Linked DNA regions of Homo sapiens: region 1 is linked to region 2. The links are chromatin loops, found by intact Hi-C in ENCODE. Cell type or tissue: endothelial cell of umbilical vein. All regions are shown on one strand. Each heading gives the region's core, and the rest is flanking DNA. Links, peaks and the distances in the headings are about the cores only.

Region 1 (11,273 bases), core at 2,230-10,229, 82 kb after region 2:
AACGTGTAAGAAAGACTTATTGTCAACAAAAAGTAACATTCAAATCTAAAAAAATGGCATTTTTCCTCATCACTTAACAATTGTAAATAAATATTTATTGATGTATTTGATTTTTTAAATCCTAGCCCTACCAGATCTATTAGACATGAAGGCAACAGATCACATTTGTTTTGTTCTGCACTTATTAGATAGTTCAGTACATTATTCATTCACCTATCAGTGCTTACTGAACAATCCCCAAGGTCTAGACACTGTTAGCAGTAAAGGTTATGCTGCTGTAAACAAGGCAGACCATATTGCTGCTTTCCTGCAGTTTACTTTCCTGTAGGCAAGACAAAAGATAAAGACAAACAAATACAAATATTTATATTTCCATACATATTTGCAGAACATGTGGAAGAAAAATATTAATATTTATTTTGATCATTTTGTATCCATATTCTCATATAATCTGAATATAATTATCTGCACAACTTTCTTGAAGTGTTCTTCTAATTCTCTATTTTGAAGACAAGATAGAATATATTTTCCCTTCAACAATGAGCTACCAATTAGTCTTGATTTTACTTTATAAATATGCATGAATGTTTACACACATCTATGCATATTGTTGTAATCGAAAAAGTCACTTAAAAATAGATTATTATGAATATTATTGTAATCACTTTTCTATTTTTGTAATTAAGCCAGAAATGTCTGCCTGTTTGTTTACCAGCTGTCAATGAACAAAGTTAAAACGAGTGTCATTTCTCTACTCTCTGTCATAAAGTAATAAAACATTTATTAATAAACTGTATTAAAAAGGTTACATTGAATTTATCAGAGTGCTCTTTCTAGGCAGCCCAAAGGAAGAGTAGGCAACATCTGCATAGGTACATTCGTCATTAGTCCTCCCCAATCAAGTGCATATTTAATATACAAACTGTTCTATATTTACTCAATATAAGTATTTACATTTCTATACAATGATATTTTAATAATACATTAACTTCAGTAAACAAAATGATCCCCAAAATACTTTCATTTATAAATGTTTATGTGAGCCCAACCACTTCTCATTTATCAAGCTCATGTCTTTAAAAAATCAATTTGTACAATTAAGAAAAACTTTGAAAACCAGTGTACCTAATTTCACTGGTAATTGAACTATTATTCTCCTGCTTTCCCTTTGATGTCAGCTTTCTTCTCCTGCTGTGAATACAGGGTTCCTTTAGGACCCAAGTTTGACCCCACATAGCAGTACCCATCAATGCCACCTCAGTGATCATAAACTCCAAAAATCTCAACTCAAACCAACACCACTTTTTTTAAATGGCTGGTTCTATTTTTAAAATATTATCAGTTTTTCTTCCAAGTTATTATTTTCACCTATTAATTAAAACCATTGTGCTACATCAAAAAGCTTATCCACCATGATCAAGTGGGCTTCATCCCTGGGATGCAAGGCTGGTTCAATATACGCAAATCAATAAATGTAATCCAGCATATAAACAGAGCCAAAGACAAAAACCACATGATTATCTCAATAGATGCAGAAAAGGCCTTTGACAAAATTCAACAACTCTTCATGCTAAAAACTCTCAATAAATTAGGTATTGATGGGACATATTTCAAAATAATAAGAGCTATCTATGACAAACCAACAGCCAATATCATACTGAATGGGCAAAAACTGGAAGCATTCCCTTTGAAAACTGGCACAAGACAGGGATGCCCTCTCTCACCACTCCTATTCAACATAGTGTTGGAAGTTCTGGCCAGGGCAATTAGGCAGGAGAAGGAAATAAAGGGTATTCAATTAGGAAAAGAGGAAGTCAAATTGTCCCTGTTTGCAGATGACATGATTGTATATCTAGAAAACCCCATTCTCTTAGCCCAAAATCTCCTTAAGCTGATAAGCAACTTCAGCAAACTCTCAGGATACAAAATCAATGTGCAAAAATCACAAGCATTCTTATACACCAACAACAGACAAACGGAGAGCCAAATCATGAGTGAACTCCCATTCACAATTGCTTCAAAGAGAATAAAATACCTAGGAATCCAACTTACAAGGGATGTGAAGGACCTCTTCAAGGAGAACTACAAACCACTGCTCAAGGAAATAAAAGAGGATACAAACAAATGGAAGAACATTCCATGCTCATGGGTAGGAAGAATCAATATCGTGAAAATGGCCATACTGCCCAAGGTAATTTACAGATTCAATGCCATCCCCATCAAGCTACCAATGCCTTTCTTCACAGAATTGGAAAAAACTACTTTAAAGTTCATATGGAACCAAAAAAGAGCCCTCATTGCCAAGTCAATCCTAAGCCAAAAGAACAAAGCTGGAGGCATCACACTACCTGACTTCAAATTATACTACAAGGCTACAGTAACCAAAACAGCATGGTACTGGTACCAAAACAGAGTTATAGATCAATGGAACAGAACAGAGCCCTCAGAAATAACACCGCTTATCTACAACTATCTGATCTTTGACAAACCTGAGAAAAACAAGCAATGGGGAAAGGATTCCCTATTTAATAAATGGTGCTGGGAAAACTGGCTAGCCTTATGTAGAAAGCTGAAACTGGATCCCTTCCTTACACCTTATACAAAAATCAATTCAAGATGGATTAAAGACTTAAACGTTAGACCTAAAACCATAAAAACCCTAGAAGAAAACCTAGGCATTACCATTCAGGACATAGGCATGGGCAAGGACTTCATGTCTAAAACACCAAAAGCAATGGCAACAAAAGCCAAAATTGACAAATGGGATCTAATTAAACTAAAGAGCTTCTGCACAGCAAAAGAAACTCCCATCAGAGTGAACAGGCAACCTACAAAATGGGAGAAAATTTTTGCAACCTACTCATCTGACAAAGGGCTAATATCCAGAATCTACAATGAACTCAAACAAATTTACAAGAAAAAAACAAACAACCCTATCAAAAAGTGGGTGAAGGACATGAACAGACACTTCTCAAAAGAAGACATTTATGCACCCAAAAAACACAGGAAAAAATGCTCACCATCACTGGCCATCAGAGAAATGCAAATCAAAACCACAATGAGATACCATCTCACACCAGTTAGAATGGCAATCATTAAAAAGTCAGGAAACAACAGGTGCTGGAGAGGATGTGGAGAAATAGGAACACTTTTACACTGTTGGTGGGACTGTAAACTAGTTCAACCATTGTGGAAGTCAGTGTGGCCATTCCTCAGGGATCTAGAACTAGAAATACCATTTGACCCAGCCATCCCATTACTGGGTATATACCCAAAGGACTATAAATCATGCTGCTATAAAGACACATGCACACGTATGTTTATTGCAGCATTATTCACAATAGCAAAGACTTGGAACCAACCCAAATGTCCAACAATGATAGACTGGATTAAGAAAATGTGGCACATATACACCATGGAATACTATGCAGCCATAAAAAATGATGAGTTCATGTCCTTTGTAGGGACATGGATGAAATTGGAAATCATCATTCTCAGTAAACTATCGCAAGGACAAAAAACCAAACACCACATATTCTCACTCATAGGTGGGAATTGAACAATGAGATCACATGGACACAGGAAGGGGAACATCACACTCTGGGGACTGTTGTGGGGTGGGGGGAGTGGGGAGGGATAGCAGTGGGAGATACACCTAATGCTAGATGACGAGTTAGTGGGTGCAGCACACCAGCTTGGCACATGTATACGTATGTAACTAACCTGCACGTTGTGCTCATGTACCCTAAAACTTAAAGTATAATAATAAAAAAATAAATAAATAAAACCATTGTGCTAATCCAAACTAACACAGGAACAGAAAACCAAACACCGCATGTTCTCACTCATAAGTGGGAGTTGAATAATGAGAACACAGGGCACAGGTAGGAGAACATCACACACCAGGGCCTGTCGGGGGTGGGAGGTAAGGAAAGGGAGAGTATTAGGGCAAATACCTAATGCATGCGAGGCTTGAAACCTAGATGATGGGTTGATAGGTGCAGCAAACCACCATAGCACATGTATACCTATGTAACAAACCTGCTCGTTCTGCACATGTATCCCAGAACTTAAAAACAAAACATCATTGTGCTGATCAATGACTTTGTTTTAAAACTATTTATTTTATACTATAAATCAGAAAATTATAATTAAAGCATTCATTTTAGTAATATCTAGAATCTAATTTAAAATTTTCAATTTAATGGCACTAGATAAAAAACAAAGAATTGATTGATCTAACCCTTAAACACCGTGTATTCAGACAGATTTTCTGTTATCAAAAGACAAAGTTACTGAGTTTTACTCAAGACATAGAAAATGCTAATAACTAGCTAACACAGAGGAGTGCCATCTTTCATTCTTAACCGGAGTTAACACCCAGAGAACAGGATATGGAGACTTTTTAGATGTTAGACAATGCCAGTGACAAAATTAAAATAAATATTTCCTTTGTAAATGAAAAAAATCTGAAATATGCATAACATCTCATTATGCAAGCTACACAAAATTGTAGAATCACAACCATAAGTTACATTAGAAATAACTAGAAATAATTTTGTTTGCTTTATGAACTGTATTCCTTAAAACACCATAAACTTTAACTTATGCTATACCTGTCAATGATGTTTAGCAGAAAGAGCAGTAGACAAAGAAAGGGAGTTAGGTTTTGTTTTTATCCTGTCACTGAGGATGTTCTACCTATGTGAAGCAATTTATATCCGTGAGTCTCAGTTTCCCCATCTGCAAAGTAATATAGAACAAGTGGCTGCTGATTTACATTATATTTCTAAATGTTATATGCCTATTAAATCCAAGCAGCTTATATTTGACATAGAAAAGTGCTATGAACTAGGACATCTTATTTCCTCCATTGATTTTAATTATGCTTTTTTTTAAAAAAAGGTTTTTTACTGACATATCAATATTTAATTTACTTGATATTAAATTTTCTTTATTTTCTAAATTTAAAGGTATTTGTGATTTTTTACTTTGTTTTTAATACACATAATTTAATGCCTATGAATCATTAACTTGTTCTCTCTACTTGCAATATCCTTATCATTTTTTGTAGATATTTCTGTGGGAATTTCCTACTCATATTTTCTCATTAATATTAACATCATCTTCTCTGAGCTTCCATACTGCACTTGGAACATATTTTATGTATTTTAGCATCTTCCGAATGTTATACGGAGTATTCAACAAATGCTTATTGAGAAATGATTAACTGTGATTAGGTTGGTGAGGACAGAAAGATACCCAAAATTTGGTTTCTTTTATAAAAGACTTAATCATGAAATATGGAACAGCAAGCGTGTTGGACATAAAAAGAACATTAGGCAGTATATGTAAAGAAAAGGACTCCAGAGCAAAGTCAATAAATGGAAGAAAAAGTGTTGCTTGTGTGTATATTCCATGCTAGGCACAATGCAATGTACTTTCACCTTTGTAATCTCTAATATGAGATATTTTAAAAGTATAAACACATTTTTATAGTTTCAGTAACAAGAAAAAAAATAATATTCAAATATAAGTGGACAATAAATTTTTAAATAAAGTATATTGATATCCAAAAATATAAAGCCCTTAGACAAATTATGTTAAAAATCTGTAACTTTCTAACAAATAAATAATCCTGGGCCAGGAGCAGTGGCTCATGCCTATAACACTGAAGCTTTGGGAGGCTGAGGCAGGAGGATTGCTTAAGGTCAGGAGTTCAAGACATGCCTAAACAATGTAACAACACAAAAACAAAACAAAACAAAATAAAATCCAAAGATGAATACAGAAAAAACATAGATAGATGTAACTGTATATGAGAATGTAGTAAATCTGCACTTGTCACAAGTTATTATGATTATTAGTTTACTTCTTAGTATTTCCTACTAAATTAAAATAGTGGAGGGCTGAGGCTGTGTTCTTTACTGATATATATACAATGCCTACATAGCAAAAATCTACAAAAATATCTTGAATGGATTAATTTACAAATGCATACATACAGGAAAAAAAGGTTAGCATTTAATGCTGGGAAGGTACTATGAATTGGGCACTGTCAAACACTCACTTCTGACCTAGATTCGAAACTTGGAAACAAAAGCCCACTGAAAAATTCTTCACTCATTCATAAGCTATTTCCTTGCAGGAAGCTTACATTTCCACAGACGCTTTAACCTTAATATACCCCCAGTGAACTTATCTTCTCCAATAAACTTGCTCTTCCTGCATTTTTGTATTTTGATTAATGGTTCTACCCCTGACTCTATCAGCCAGGTTAGCGACAGAGCAATCACCTCCCTTCCTCTAAATCCTATTTCCACTTAGACTCTTAGTTCTTTGCTTTTGCTTTCTAAATGTGTCTCTCTTCTTTACTACATCTTCACTCTCATTTTCTTCCTTTGAAACCACTACAATAAACTTTTAATTGACTTTCCTGCTTTCAATGTCAACCCTGCTTCAATCAATTTTCCAAAGTGCAGCTACATTGTTACTTCTTGTCTTGAAATTCCTTAGTGATCCCCTGTCTTTGACAGGATAAAGTGAAAGTCCTTTTGTAGAGTGGAAAGGCCTTTTCCCTAATTTGCCACCTTCATCTCTTCACCCTGGCTGCACTGTAAGCTTCGCACACTGAACCACTTGCCATTCCTTAGACATACCAAATTCTCACACTTACAGGTTTCACATCTGCTAGTCCCTGGGTGCCCATTCCAATCTTAGACAATGGTAGGGTCACATCCATTATACTAGGCTAGACCAAAGTGACACTTCTTATAGAAGTTAATCTTTCCTTAACTCTCCTTTGCAGATATAATAATTTGCTTTGTAACACCCCTGTACTTCTATACAATCCATTATTATACTTATATTACTATATTACGTGCCTGTCTTCCCTACACAATTTCTGTGTATCTCCAGTGTCTGGCACATACTCCCAATTCAAATTTTTTTCAATGTTTGTTATTGTACAAGTGGTACCAACTGACAAGCGCAAGATGAAACAGGACCACTCAGGTAAACTGAGTGACTCAATATATTTTAATTTCAGTATTTATTTAAATCAAATTAATAACAATCTTGCACTTTTGCATTTTCATAGGCCTAAACTAATATACGTTCTCTACCATTCAATGCTAACCAACTAAACTCTGCATGTTAAAGAAGAACAAAAAACAAAAAACTGCATGGCTTTAAAAGCAGCATGATACTAATTAGAATATATAGATTAAAAACATAAAATATAATATTGATTATATGGCTTCTACTATGTTAAATGGATGGCAAAATGTTTATATTAAGAATGGAAAAAATACCATAATTACATTAAATTGTATCTTTAGTTTCTTGACACAACTTATCTTCTTGGCTATCTAATTATCTTAACAATATTTTTGAAATGATTCCGAAATGTTTGAAATTACTGTGTTGTTTCAATGGCTTAAATGAAGAAGAGGTAAAAACATGGTATGTTTTAGATATATCGGCAAGAGTGTTATTTATTTTGACCTGCCTTTAGAAGCAGAAAAAGAACTTGCTTCTGGGTTACTGTATCCAATTCTCCTTCCTTTTCATAACCAATATGTCTAAAAGATTATCTACTGTATGAATAAATTTCAATTCCCAGAGCCTGTGCCTAATGTTAATAAGAATGTCTATTCTAATATAGAAAGTATATGTGATAGAAGAGTAAATGCAAGGTATGTGTCCCATTTTTTACTTGATATTTGTTTGAAAATGTGTAATTTTTTCTACTTGTCTATTAAAAATAAAAAGTACCTCCATAGCTATGCCCTTGTTACTCCACAATGATTCTGGAGGGATGCCTGAGATTATTTTAGAAGGCTTTAGAGGAAATAAGAAAAAAACCAAATAGCAAACTTAGAGTTCATTCAGGAAGAAAGATAATAGAGTCATCTCTATTAGCTAGCTTAATGGGAAGGAAACGCAGCTTAGAAAATATAAAATTAAACGCTCTGATGCTTCCATGTAGTAAAACTATGATAGGGAAGGAGAGGAGTGAGAAGTAATAGGTGAAAGGAAAACTGAGCAAATCTGTTGAATTGTAGTGATGATAATAGAACAAAATTATAAGTGAATATTTTAAACTACAAATCATCTTTACAATATTTGAAGTTTACCATAAGGTTAGTTTGTTTAATCTTCCTATTGCTATGTTTAATCTTCCTATTCACCCAACAAGTGAATGATGTTCTATTTGTTTCTAAATGTTTAATGCATTGTTCCAAAGATCAGTACAAACATGTGAAAAGCCATCTTCTGAATCTGATATGCTAGTATTCAATATGAACTTCATTTGTTTATATTGGTAAAAAGTATTTCGTTCCTGGTATTTCTTCATAACATGAGACCTGGAAGTTAATCCTGAAGCACTAAAATGTTAAACACACCACTGAAGAAAAAACTTTCTCATCAGATTTTATTTGGTTCTCAATCTCTGGATTTAGAACACCATGGAGTTATTTCAAGGAATTTTCCAGGCCAAATGAACAAGTAACAATGCTATCAAAGCAAATAAATATGTTGCCAAACACATAAGTGTTGTGACTGATGTTATAATTTATTAAAGTATTATAAAAGTATTGATTCAGCACAGTTTTGGTCATTATGAGTGCCCCAATTCACAGAGAATGCTATTCACCTTTCATATAGAATCAATGAGAGTATTTGACATTATTTCTGAAAGAGCCTAGGATTATGATCTAGACTTAGTGATATAAATCAAATTTTATATGTAATCATTCTTTGACTTTGCTTCCTATGGCATCACTATGTAATTTGTACAGTTTACACTTTACTATTTGTAGTCAACCCAACACCCACTCTGACTCTTAGGTCCACTCAATATAATTTTGTTTTCTCTTGTGCATTCTAACTCTAGTGTTGATACTAATTTTAGATGTGAGAACTGAAGCCACTTGCATTTTCCAGGTCTCAGCAATAAAGAATAAAAATTAGACAAGATTTACTCTAAAATTCTTTTCAAATCTAACATTTCATAACCCTCTGACATCTCTGACATCAACCCTCACACCTTAGAGAACATGGTGGCAAATACACAGCAGGTGCTTAATGAATGCTTGTTTAATTAATATGGCAGAGCCTTTACTACTTTATCTATCTAGGCTGACTGCAGGAAGATTGTGTATCTTAAAGTTTTTCACAAAACTAATTGTTGGAACATCTCAGAATTCTCTCCAACTGATTGATTTGAAATCATTGGCTTTATATTCTTCCCATAAAACTGTGGGGTTTTACGGCTTTATAGACAATAATGAGTACACTTAATTACACATGCACAGAAGCAATAATCTCTAAAGACAATTTAATTTCTGAAGCCATGTACTGCAATCTCAGCCATATCATAGAGTTACACAAATCAAATGCGGATGAAGTATAAGGATGAAAACCAATTTGTTGTACTTTGCAGTATTCTAAACCTATCCTTAAATTTTGGGTAACTAGTAACTAATAAGGTATATTAGAACTAAATAATGTAATAGGTACTTTTAATTAGAATGAGATGTTGTTGGTAAAAGATACATAATTCACACTGAATACAGAAAAATGCATTCCTTTTTTGGAGAAAAATGTAAAAATTAAATGTAATAATTAAAGACACAATTAATAATTAAAGACACAATTGACATGAGTTAGGTATGATACATATATATACATAGTGGTTGAAATATTGTAAAGGTTAATGAAATATTAATACAAAAATTACCTAATTTACAATTAATGCATATGTTAGAGAATTTGATGCCATCATTTTGATGTTTTTTTCAGAATATTTACAACTCATAATAAAAGCAGGTCAAAGTGTTCCTAACAGTTTATTGAAGAAGTTTGATATATATAATACTTCTGTTCAATAAAGTGTTGAATATATAAATGATTCATAAAAATTATCTGCAATTAGGGCCCGGCGTGGTGGCTCACACCTGTAATCCCAGCACTTTGGGAGGCCAAGGTGGGTGGATCACGAGGTCAGGAGATCAAGACCATCCTGGCTGACAGGGTGAAACCTAGTCTCTACTAAAAATACAAAAAATCAGCTGGGCATCGTTGAATGCGCCTATAGTCCCAGCTACTCTGGAGGCTGGGGCAGGAAAATCGCTTGAACCCGGGAGGCAGAGGTTGCTGTGAGCTGAGATTGCACCACTACACTCCAGCCTGGTGATGAAGTGAGACCTCGTCCCAAAAAAAAAAAAAATTATCTGCAATTAGGATGTCACAATCTGATTTTTTTTCCTTCACATAAAGTACAATAATTCAGTACAACAAAAAAAAGATATCATTCTTGGTCAAATGAAAAAATTTACACATGGACACTTCTAGTACACCTGTTTTAAAGGCTTAGTTTAGTCTTTTTTCATCGTAATCAGAATAAGTGGCCAATATGTCAACACAAATTGCAAATAAACTAATAAAAATGCAAACCTAAAATTTACATGAGTGGCTTTGGCTAACACTTAATAAATCCATTGGAATAAAAAGGAAACATTTATACCAAACTTTTACACATAGAAACAGTAACTTCCTACACGTGTGATGCTGAAAGCTTCAAAAGTCTAGGAGAAATGAGTTATTTCACAAATGAGTTTTGATTTAAATGTAAGTTCAAGGTAGTTATGAAAAACATTAGGGGAAATTGGAAAGACCTTGTTAAAATAATTGAGCTTACAGAAGCAGTGATAAGAATGTAAATCTGAAAATTGCCTCTGCATCACATAGCTAGCTAAATATTCTGAGAAGTAGAATCATTCTTCTTTCTCTCAAAGCAAAATTGGAGTTTTAATAGGCGCAAAGAAAAGTAGTACAGAAAGCAGAAGCACCTGGATTTCCAACTCTTGACAGAAATGTTAAGGCAAATGTAAAAGAGTATAGTTTTTTCTTTTAGGTTTCTAAAATGGAAGATAAACGCCAAATTTTAGTTTTTTATGATCTATTACGAACCATGAATGTATTTAGTTTTTTGGAATAAACAAATATTTCCACCTTTTCCTACTTTGAGCACCATCAATGAATGTTTAAGGTATGTATGAATTTGTTTTTGTATACTTTCCTTCTTTATGTTTCAATGTGTGCCTCCTCCCTCCAGAAATCTGGAATTCTGATACATCCACAAACACCTTTGGAAATGTTACCTAAAGATTCAATCACCTTCAATTTTCATCAGTTTTCAATGGATCAAATTTTTAGTCCATCTCACTATGTCTTAAAAATCTCAAATATTACACACACACACACAC
Region 2 (11,273 bases), core at 1,803-9,802:
AATTATTTGAAGAAACAAATCTATATAATAATGTCAAGAAGGAGGGAAAAAGAGTACCCTGTCTCTGATTCTGTCCGTCAATAAGTAAGAACATTGGATTCTGTGTGTATGTGTGTGTATGTGCACATGTGTGTGTGTCTGTTGGGGGGCAGGGGAGTGTTGATCACAATGACTCCTGAGGGAACAATGGAAGTCCCATTTTGAATTGAACATTAATAGAGCATACGACAACTTCCAAAACACCATTTGCATAATTCGAGTCTTAAACTTTTTGTTGTGTATTTCTTTTTCTCAGATCATACCCTTGCTGTTCCTCCTGTCTTGAGTATATGGTCTGTGTAGGCATTCTCATCATTTCCCCTGTCTTTACATGTTATATGTTGTGGTATAGTAGTGACTTACCAATCTTTACCTCTAGCTATAATAAAATCTTGCTCCATGGCTCGAGATATATGTCTGAATTATCTCTTAGGTAGATCCCCCTGTATGTACCATTAGGACCTCAAACTTGAAAGGACAACAATTTAATCTTACTGTTCGTCTTCCTGCACTGTTCCTAACCCACATCTCATTCTGCTCCTCTTTTGTTCTCCAAAATTGATTAGTGATGATATTTTTCATTTAGTATTTCGAGCTACAAACTCAACATGTATTCTCAATTCTTCCTTCTCCTTCGCATCCCTTCAATCATCATGGGTTTATAATTATATTCCCTAAATATTTTTGGACTAGATATTTTCTCTCCATTTTACCTGACTCAGCCTTGGTACAGGCCCCCATTTCTTAAACATGTGTTGCAAGAGCAAGAGCCTCTTCGCTTGTCACCAGAATAACTTTTTGAAATTATAAATCTGATCATGATTTTCTTCCTAGAATCATTCCTTGACTCCTCTTCACCTACACAATAAAGTGCAAACTTTTCAGTAAAACATCTACATCTCTCCAGCCTCATCTTTCATCTCTTAACTCTTCATATAGTATGTTTGAGAAATGTAGAATTATTTCATATTTCTGGAAGACATGAAGGCATTTATGTTTTTATATGTTAATGTTTTTATAATATGATTACAATTTTATAAGGTTTCTATATTATATTATTATATTTTTATATTATAAAGTTTTTATACTACATAATAACTGAATATTTACATAGAAGTTATTACATACCAGACTGTTAACATGCTTTATATGCATTATAAACTTTATAGTAACCATCTGGAGTTGGTCTTAGTTTGTCCATTTTACAGGTGAAAAAACTGAGGCACAGAAAGGAGAGTATATTATCCAATACCACATAGCTGGTTAGTGATGGAACCAAAATTCAAGCATCAGTGGTCTGGATCCAAAGTCCATGTGCCTAAACACTACAGTATGCCTGCCTCTCCCTTTGGAGTCTTATTATTGCATGCATGAAGTGCTGTCACACTTTTGGGGGGTTTGTTTATAACTACACTATGAGCTCTTTCAAGATAATGTGTACTTCTTATGTATCTCTACATTCTTACTCTCTAATAAACTGTTGGCACACAATAGAGCCAATAAAACTTCTTCACCTTCCTGCTCAACAGCGACAAAAAAAACAGTATTTCCTAAGTTTTGTTCTATGTACACATCTACGCTGTGGGATGATTCACGGGAAAAACATTTCACATTCAAATGTGTTTGGGGGTTCATCTGGTCTCTGTCTTCCTCTTGGAGTTTCACAATGCACATTAATACAACCATAGCGCCATGAAGGTGTATTATAGGAAATTTTTTTTTTCATTGAGAATTTCCCAAATATATTTGAACTTCAAAATCTCACTCACGCCCTTACTGCATCCCCGAGGAATAGCTATCACATCTTATGAAACTACTGTTTTGAAGACTGTGCTCTGTGAAATTCTGATTTAAGAGATAAAGACAAAATCACATAGCCAGGCATTCAAAAGTCATCATATCCTGACTCTAAGCTAATTTTCTAGTTTTTCTACTCTATACAGATACCCTTCATATAGCCATGCTCATTCTTATCTTAAAAACGATCATTTTACTTTCTTATCCCTCTGCCTTAGCTGTGGGCATTTCTCACACTTCTTAATCCTAGAATGACTTTCCTGCCCTGTTTCCATTCTTCATTTCTCAGCTCAATTCCTAACTTTGCATTAATGTGTATCTCACCTCTCCAGTAAAGCAATCTTTTCTTGTGAACTCCTTTAGCAATTATTGCCTACACCATTAATTTTGCTATTAATCAGCTATTGCTGTGTTACATATTTCTATTGTTGACAAGAAAGGTTATTTAAATTATTAGTGTGCATGTGTTTTGCTTTTGAAAAAAAGTCATTAAATTCTATGACCTGAATTCTCCCCATGTCTACCCAGGGCAGTATTGGAAGCACACCCTAAAAGCCTGATATTTTGTTGTTCCCTCTAAACCAGCAGAAGAGATTTGCTAAAATCACAAGCTTCACTGAATATTAATGCAGTGAAAGAAAATTTCATATGATTGAGAGTTTACATCTTTTATGTTGTACAAACCAGGTTGATTTTGAGATTACTAGAAGAAAAGTGTGTATTTTAAATACACCACTTTGAATTTTATTTGAATTAATGATCCTTTTGATGGGGAAAATTTTTTTCAAGAAGTAAAAGTAAATTGTGTCCATTTTATTTAACGATTGGTAGGCCATAGTTATTCACCAGATATCATATGCCTCTCTGGCTTCCCTGGGAAAAAATAAATATATTACATTAAGATATTTGTTTGTGATGAGAACTGAATTCTAAAGTAGTTCCTTTATACCACCTTCATAAGACAAATGCACCTTCCTGAAAACACATAACTGAGAAATGAAAGCTACAAACAAATGAATTTTCCTTTTTAAAAAAATCACTAACCAATACCTACTATACCATGACAGAAACCAATAAACACTCAATGCAATTTATAGTTTCACTAGCATATGGAATTTTCCCAGGAGCTTTCCTGGTGTCTAAACCAATACCACAAAATGTATTGAATACTCCTACCTTCATTCTACACTTAATATCTGTCATGATTTTACCTTTAGAAAGACAAATTAGTCCTATGATGACAAGTAGTTCAGTAACCACCTGACAAACAAGAAGGTTTTTAAAAATATCTGTTCTCTTAATTTTGATTTTGATGTGATATCTATAGTTATAAATTTTGCAGATATAACCTTATAACTGTGTGCATGTGAATGATATCTTTTAGTGCTTATTTACCCATTTTTACTTGAAACATTTATGGAAATATACATGGAAATGTGTTATCTCTCTAACATCATGGAAAAATTATGTTGTATTTTAAACAAGTCATCAGAATAAGACATGATCTTTCACTAAGATGTGTTTTCCATAACTCTTTCTTGTTTCTAAGCTTCATTTGTATCAGTATCAATCCCCACTATTCAGTCCATCTGGACCTGTGGCACTATCAGTCACTCCTGAAGAAATGTCAGGAGAAGACATTAGAAACTCAAGTGGGATTCACCACATTAGATATCACAGTGACAGGCTTTGTAAAGTTGGCTTGAACTAGCACATGGTAAATGTTAGCTTTAAAATTGAAAATGACGAATGATGGACTGGACTTAATTTAACACAACCTTTATTACTTGCATTGGCTTTTAAAAGACTAAACCTGTACTGGACATTTTTAATTCTGGCCCCTTTGAAAAAAAATGTAGATCTTTTGCTTCCTTAAGATAATTCATAAAATATAAATGGAAGTACTTAAATCACAAATCTGACAATTTTTCTTCATTATCTTGTTAACTGCAAATAAACAACAGCATCCAGACTTTGTTAAATTCATTCCCAAAGGGATTTTCTATAGAGTCAAATGTAACTTTGGAGTGACTGAATCTACTTGTGTATGGTAATTATATTATCTATCTTTACATATATAAAATGAGGTGCCTGATTTTATCTGCAATGCCCATTATGATACAGGGCATTTGTTATTTGCTCCATCAATATTTGTGAAAGAGAAGAAAGGGAAGGAAGGAGGAGGAGCTACAAAAGACAAATTCACAAAGGTCCCCCCCCAAAAATCAGTGCTAATCAAAGAGAATCCTAGAATTTTCATCCTCTATCACACATATCAAAAATGAATCTAAGAAAGGTTAAGAGTAACATAGGTTATTACTGGCAAAGCTGGGTTTAGAACCCTAGCCTGAATCACAGGCTCATGCCCTGATAGAAGTTTGCCTTCCACGGGTATCAGGACTAACAGGAAACAAGCATTTCCCTGGCCTAATGTTATCTGTGTAGTTTTTCTTTCTTTTTTCCTGCAAATCTATGAATTTTTCTCATTTTCCTTGCTTTACAGTATTTCCTCATCTTTTAAACATGTTTAGATAATCCAACAAGCTATAAACAGCTTTTGTAAAAATAAAGAAATGTGACATTAAGAGATGTCACAAATGTAGAGATGTTCAGAATATGCTGTATTCAACCAGTAATGCTGCAAAGGTTGGAAAAAATGACATGTACTAATGAAACCTATGGCACTAATGAGAGGGTCTCGTGTCACACAGTATCATAAAATCTTCCCCAAGGTTCATTATTAAACCATGTTGATGATGTCATTTTTAGTAAATTCAGGAGTGACTCATTCCTGGCTGACAGGTAAGTACAGATACTGTTAAGTTACCTCTAAAGCCCTGTCAGTAAACTTGTCAGAAAATAAAACAGAATGTCATTATTAGTAAAACAAGAAAGCCCAAACTCTCTAGTTTTTTTGTCTTAATAAACTGAAATTTTATGTGTGGTTTCTGCTGAAATGTTAATTTCCAAGCATAGTTTTAATGAATATGCTTTACAGAAAAAAAAATCATGTTTGTATTTCACAATAAAAATTCTGAAAATGATTTTCTTCACATTAGTCTCAATGTGCAAAAATACCTTGAGATTCTTTTAAAAAAATCTTGTTATTTTAATTTTTTTTATAGGCAGAAGAAGAATTAAATTTCTATTTCACTAAACAAAAAACAGTCATTGTTTATATCTGGAAAAAACATTTTAAAATGTCACTCTGATCAATAAAATTAGACATATGTGTTGTTATATAAATGTATTTTCTTCCCCAAAATTATTTACTTGTATTTCATGTTGTTTTAATTAAATTAAAAATTTGAATGTGAAATTGTTTTCAATTATAAGTCTTACGTTAAAAAAAAAAATCACCTGGCATGGTGGCTCATGCCAGTAATCCCAGTACTTTGGGAGGCCTAGGCAGGTGGATCATTTGAGGTCAGAAGTTTGAGACCAGCCTGACCACATGATGAGACCCTGCCTCTTTTAAAAAGACCAAAAAAAAAAAAAAAAAAATTAGCCGGGCCTGGTAGCCATCGCCTGTAATTCCAGCTACCAGGAGGCTGAGGCAGGAGAATTGCTTGAACACGGGAGGCAGAGGTTGCAGTAAGCCATGATCGCACCACTTTACCCCAGCCTGGGTGACCGAGGGAGACTCTGTCTATAAAAGAAAAAAAAAAAAAACATGAATAATAGGGTGATTTGACTAAATTTCTGGGCCAATCTGTAGCTGCCATCTCTTCAGACATCTTCTTAGCTGGCAGAGGGAGAAGAGTATCCTCTTCTCTCAGTCACAAATTCTCTCTTTTAGGAACTTGGAATTGGGATTAAGATATTATAATTTGGTTTGGGTTAATCCCTGGAAGGGAGAATTTGTCAACTCTTGGGAGCTTGGGAGCTTTGGCTAAGTCATCTTTACATATGGACAATGCAGGAGAGAAAGCCAGACTGTGGAAAGCAAAAACGTTTAAAGTTCAGACACATTGTTATGTAAGTTCAGTATCTTCTGTATTTCCAGTTATGCTTCCCAAGTTTACTTATTACATACCAGTCCCATTATACATTCTTGGCTTAAAGGATTGAATATCTATTCTGTCACTCAACAGTAATAATATAAGGAGATTTTAAAAGAAGATGTTTAATCTTCATTAAGATTTTAACCTTATCTACTGCAAGCTCCCTTGGTCTAATCATCTATTCAAAATATGTAGATTATGTAAGCAAACTATGTCAAAAAGATAATATAAAATTAAATATTTGCAGGTTCATTTTAAGTCCCTGGGAACATTTTTAAAAGTACACTGGAATTTATTATCAAAGTTCTTCCTGTAAGAAACAAAATGAATCATCTTTAGAGGGAAATGAAAAATTTCACTCTCAGGTACAGAAGCATGTGACTAATACTCTGAAAATAGCAACTAGCTTGGCAATAACCAAAGAAAGAAACTACTGCAACATTAATCCACATAGTGTAACTGACTTGATACTGCCTCCTTCAATATCTTTCATATCTTAAGATAATATCCACTATCGCCTGCTTCAACTGAGAAAAAAAAGTTAAAAAAATTAAAAACAACAACACTTAGGTCAGAAAATAAATGTTTATCGTTTTCAAAAGCTGGAATGCATTCAGTTACTACAATCATTCCGTTGTACTCCCCGTTCTTTGTTTTCTTAGCATCCTTTTTTGTGGGGGAAGGGATGCACATGGGAAGCTTCCTTAATTTAAGTTCCTTTCATCTGAAGATTTCAAAAGCTTTGCTGATGGCTATTATTTACAGTAGCTGAGTAAATGGGAGCACAGAGCCAATGGGAAGCTATAACTATTCTATAAATGAAATACAAAGCATTAGAATCTTGTTAAAACAAGTCAAGATGTAAAATGTCTTAGGCATTCTGCTTCATTCTGAACTCATTTTCCGTTTGTTAAAGCAATTCACCATTTTGTCACCCTTTTCTTACATTCTTATAACAATAACAATTTTGGTTACTTATTCAGAAATATTGAGCCATCGGGCCCTAATTTTGTTTTTAGAAATTAAGCCCAGCTGATGTACTACCAATGAGGATATACTTAAAAAGAGTGGTGGGGTATGTATAACAGTATGACATGCAATTTCAATGTGCTTTAGGATATAAGTTATTCAGAGAGAAAGAAAGGATAGAAAAATAAGTCTTAGACTCAAAATTGATGGAAAACTGAATACAGGAAAGTGCTACTATAGGAAAGGGATAGAATAACAAAGCAAATCTACAACAAGATAATTTTGGACAGAAGGCTACTAAGACAACAGATGAGGAGAAGAGTTGTGTCAGAGGCAGAAATGTGTGGCTAAAGATGGGGGGAAGAGGACTGACGCCTTATAAACACAGTAATATTTCTAATAATGAAATATCTATCAAAGCTTTTGAAAGCCACAGCTCCCATACCTGGTCAATCATCAAAATCACCTAAATAGCTCATATATATGGATTCCCACTGTGTGCTCCCTAGAAATACTGATTTAGTAGAACTGGCTCAGAGTCCATAAATTTGTACAGTATTTTTAAAAGGTTTTATGGTGAATTAGAAAGTATAAATGTTTTAGATGTAACTTTCCACAATGGGCAGTACCTCAAAAGCATATCTAACTCTGGGAACAGCACATACTTCCCTAGTTCCCATTTACTAACATGAAAAAGGCAGCTTAAAATAGGAACTGAAAAAAGACAGGTTTGTCTTGAGATTAGATGTCACACTCAGGCCGTTTTTTGATGTCAGTACAGCTGCATGGTCTGTATCTTGAGATGCTACCGTGCTATCTGTCCTAGATTTTTTGCTCCCTGCTTTTCTCTCAGTTTGAACCATGGGATAGTGACACCAAATGCAGTCCAATTGGAACACTGGATCCATAGGCTGTCCTGTAATCTGTCCATATTACCAAATTTGTCTTTTACCTTCTACTCATGCTGACCTCACAAATCTAAGAGGCACAGAATCAGAGAAGTTACCAGAGTGCCCCATGGTCACTTTAGGTCTTCTTCTTCTTTTTTTTTTTTAATAGTACATGCAGTGCTCATTTAATTTGACCCTCTTTATTCACAATCAATTAACACTTAATTGCCCAAAGATTTGCTAAAGGTTATCTGAATCAAGAAGTTTTCTTGATCTCATTAGTGTTATTTATATCAATATTTTTAAAGAGTGATCTTTGCTCCAAATGAGAAACACTGGTGTCCTTGTTAGATGCACAGTCACAGACTGCATAGCCTACTGAATTAGAATCTATGTGTGCAGGAGTTAGATATCTGCATTTTAAAATGAAGTTCTGCACATAACTTCTATGCACATTAAAGTTTGAGGATTGTTGGTAAACACAGTGGTAGTTTAATTGATTAAATAATTATTTACTTTAATTGATTAAATAATTATTTACTTTATTAATTGATTTCACAAACAATTTGTTGCTTTCTAGGAGCCAGTCATTTAACAGGCTATGGGAGTATAAAGACAGTTTGAAAAAAGTGTATTACCTTCCAGTGGGAAAGACAGACAATCAATAGATACACATGGAAACGTGTTACTTTCAGTTCTGGTGATTCTGAAAAGTTGTTTGATAGCTGAGTAACTTTAGTGACATGACTTTGCTTTATTGGAGTATGGTTGTTTGCTGTTTAGTTTATAGTGAAAAAAAGTCATAAAATACATTTTTTAAAATTTTCTCCAAGGAGCCTAAAGTACTCCTCCTTATTGTAGAACCCTTTTGCATTCAGATATTTAAATATGGCATATGTGTTAATATACAAATTGTTGTGTTCAAGTGTAACCTAAAAAGTCAAAACAAAAGAGTCATGTTAATAGTCAAAATGCTTTGACCCCTATTTTTGCTGCTGTTCCGTAAGGCATTATAACATGTTTTGAAATAATATAATTGAGTTTTGGTGTTTCATGGACACAATGTCACTGAAATTTTAATTTATAAAATTAGTTAGAGGCCGGGTGCGGTGGCTCATGCCTGTAATCCCAGCACTTTGGGAGGCTAAGGCAAGAGAATCACATGAGGTCAGGAGTTTGAGACCAGCCTGGGCAACATGGTCAAACTCTGTCTCTGCTAAAAATATGAAAATTTGTCAGGCGTGGTGGCAGGCACCTGTACTTCCAGCTACTCAGGAGGCTGAGGCAGGAGAATTGCTTGAACCTGGGAGGCCAAGGTTATAGTGAGCCGAGATCACACCACTGCATTCCAGCCAGGGTGACACAAGGAGATTCTGTTTCAAATGAATAAATAAATAAATAAATAAATAAATAAATAAATAAGGTAAAAATAAAATTAGCTAGGGTTAAATTATTGGATAAATATATATGAAAATTATTACGTGAAGAATAACATTATAAAAAACAAATCTTTGAAGCATCTACACATTATTTATTGTTAACTATTTCCAAATGTTTAAGTGGAGTTTTTGGAAACATGGGAAATTTTAATACAATGATCACAATACTATATAGAGAGAAGTTAAAGGTTTTATATCAGATTACATAAATGACAGGATAGCTAACATTTTTTATTTTTAAGTAGTAAAAGTAAAACCTATATTTTCTCAAATGCAAGATGCCCTTTGTTTTTTTCCTCTAATGTTTTTTTCTCTATGTTTTTTTCTCTTATGTAATGTAAGAACCATGAATACACCATAAACTCTGATGACAGAGTCTGATCCCATGTTGTCAGGGAGACGATATAATGTGATGAATGCTATAATAGTTATCACTGAGCCAAATACGCTGTTACAACTACCAATCATTAAATATCATATTAAATATAAAATATTTAAAAATATTATGCTTCTACTATATAGTATATACAATAGCCAACACTAAAGGGAATACAAGATGAATAAAGGCCTTATGTCCTGTAAGCTGATGAGACAAAGACATACGTATTATAATTTAAGATAATGTAAAGTGGGTGTTAAGAGGAAGTACAAGCAAAGAGCGCAAAAGGTGAGATTGGCTTCAGCTGGAGTGATTTAAAAAAGGCTTTATGGAGGGGAGAGAACTGGGCAGCGTAACAAGCTGGTTGGTTTATCAGCTTCTCTTCATTTTCACCACGTCTAAGACATGGCCTCTATCCTATGACCTACTCTAACAGTTTCCCTATTGTTTTCTTGCCACCAGTTTCTCCTCTACTTTAGTCCATTAAGGGTACTTTCCTTGTACAAACATTTTGTCACTCCTTTATTGAAAAACTTTTTCTCACTTTTTGCACAAATTACTGAACTTCTTAGCAAGGTGTGGGTGACTCCACATTCAAGGTAGACACAAAACATACTTCTGACTACCACCTCATTTCATTAAAAACAAAACAAATCAAACAAAAACACCTTTTACTGTTTGCATTGTATATCTTTGCATTTTGACAAATTCCTACTTACACTAGTAGAGCTCGATCAAATACTATTTTTTCTGTAAAGCCTCCACAAACTTCCCCACTCACTCCCTCTAGAGACACTTCATTCAGGCATCTCTTGCAGCCATTTTATAGAAGTGAATCTGTTTTATGTAAACATATTCTGCACAGACACAAAGTTGAGATAATGGCCTACTGGTCTTTGTATCCTAGTCATCTAGCACAGTGCCTGGAAAATAGTAGGTGCTCAGTAAATAATTTTTTAAAAAGGTGAATGAATTAATGATCATAGAAGAGAAGCTTCATATGATTTCCAAGATAATTCTCAATATATATTTTTGCTATTTTTCATTTACAAGATGTATTAGTTCTTATTTTCTATTATCACTTCTATGAGGTCATTGTCATCTTACTGTTAAATATATATATATGTGTGTGTGTGTGTGTGTATATATGTATATACATATAAAATCTCCTAGTATTGCCATGCTATGCATTCAGAACGTAGCCAACTTTACAACCAGCTAGCTGAAATTTAATTAACTAAAACATATTTGGCTGGAAAAAGAGCAAATATATATATATATATATATATATATATATATATATATATATACACACACACACACACACACACACTTATATACACACACATATAGTTATGTATATGTACTTTTTTTCAAAATTGTACAAGTCCTTGGAAACAGCAATCAATTTTTAGGAATTTAGGAATTTGCTAACAGTAAATAATTTAAATTGTTTAACTCTATATTTACTACACAAATATATTTAAATAGGTAGAAAAGTAAAACATCTGAAATATCTTACCAATATGACAATATAGAAAAATATTTAATCATATGGGGAACAATGTTAATTATATATTGTTAAGTAAACTGTAGGTTACAAAATTCATCTAACAGAAATGCTAAATCTACAACCTGAATATACACTTCCTGTCGCTTTTTACTGGACTTTGGCCTTGATCATCAAGTAAACAGAGCAACAAAAATTATGATTCAGCTGTTAATCAATACATTTTAAAGAAATTGAAGAATATTA

Evidence for each region. Peaks named below come from ENCODE experiments on the same cell type or tissue, not always from the same donor. Only the 100,000 strongest peaks of a DNase experiment are listed, where the experiment ranks them.
Region 1: it touches region 2 in a loop (2.6-fold over the local background); 2 of 110 quality-filtered maps call a loop at or near these places.

Annotation. Positions count from the first base shown.
Region 1 is chr7:120,315,802-120,327,074 of GRCh38, reverse strand. All of the region lies in intron 1 of KCND2 (potassium voltage-gated channel subfamily D member 2), which reads right to left. Among named protein-coding and RNA genes, the nearest start is that of KCND2, 48 kb to the right of the region's middle. In endothelial cell of umbilical vein, for the core only: no CTCF peak of the experiment used is centred there; a DNase peak (open chromatin) is centred at 6,254.
Region 2 is chr7:120,397,550-120,408,822 of GRCh38, reverse strand. All of the region lies in intron 1 of KCND2 (potassium voltage-gated channel subfamily D member 2), which reads right to left. Among named protein-coding and RNA genes, the nearest start is that of KCND2, 130 kb to the right of the region's middle. In endothelial cell of umbilical vein, for the core only: no CTCF peak of the experiment used is centred there; a DNase peak (open chromatin) is centred at 6,312; H3K27ac peaks cover 1,510 bases.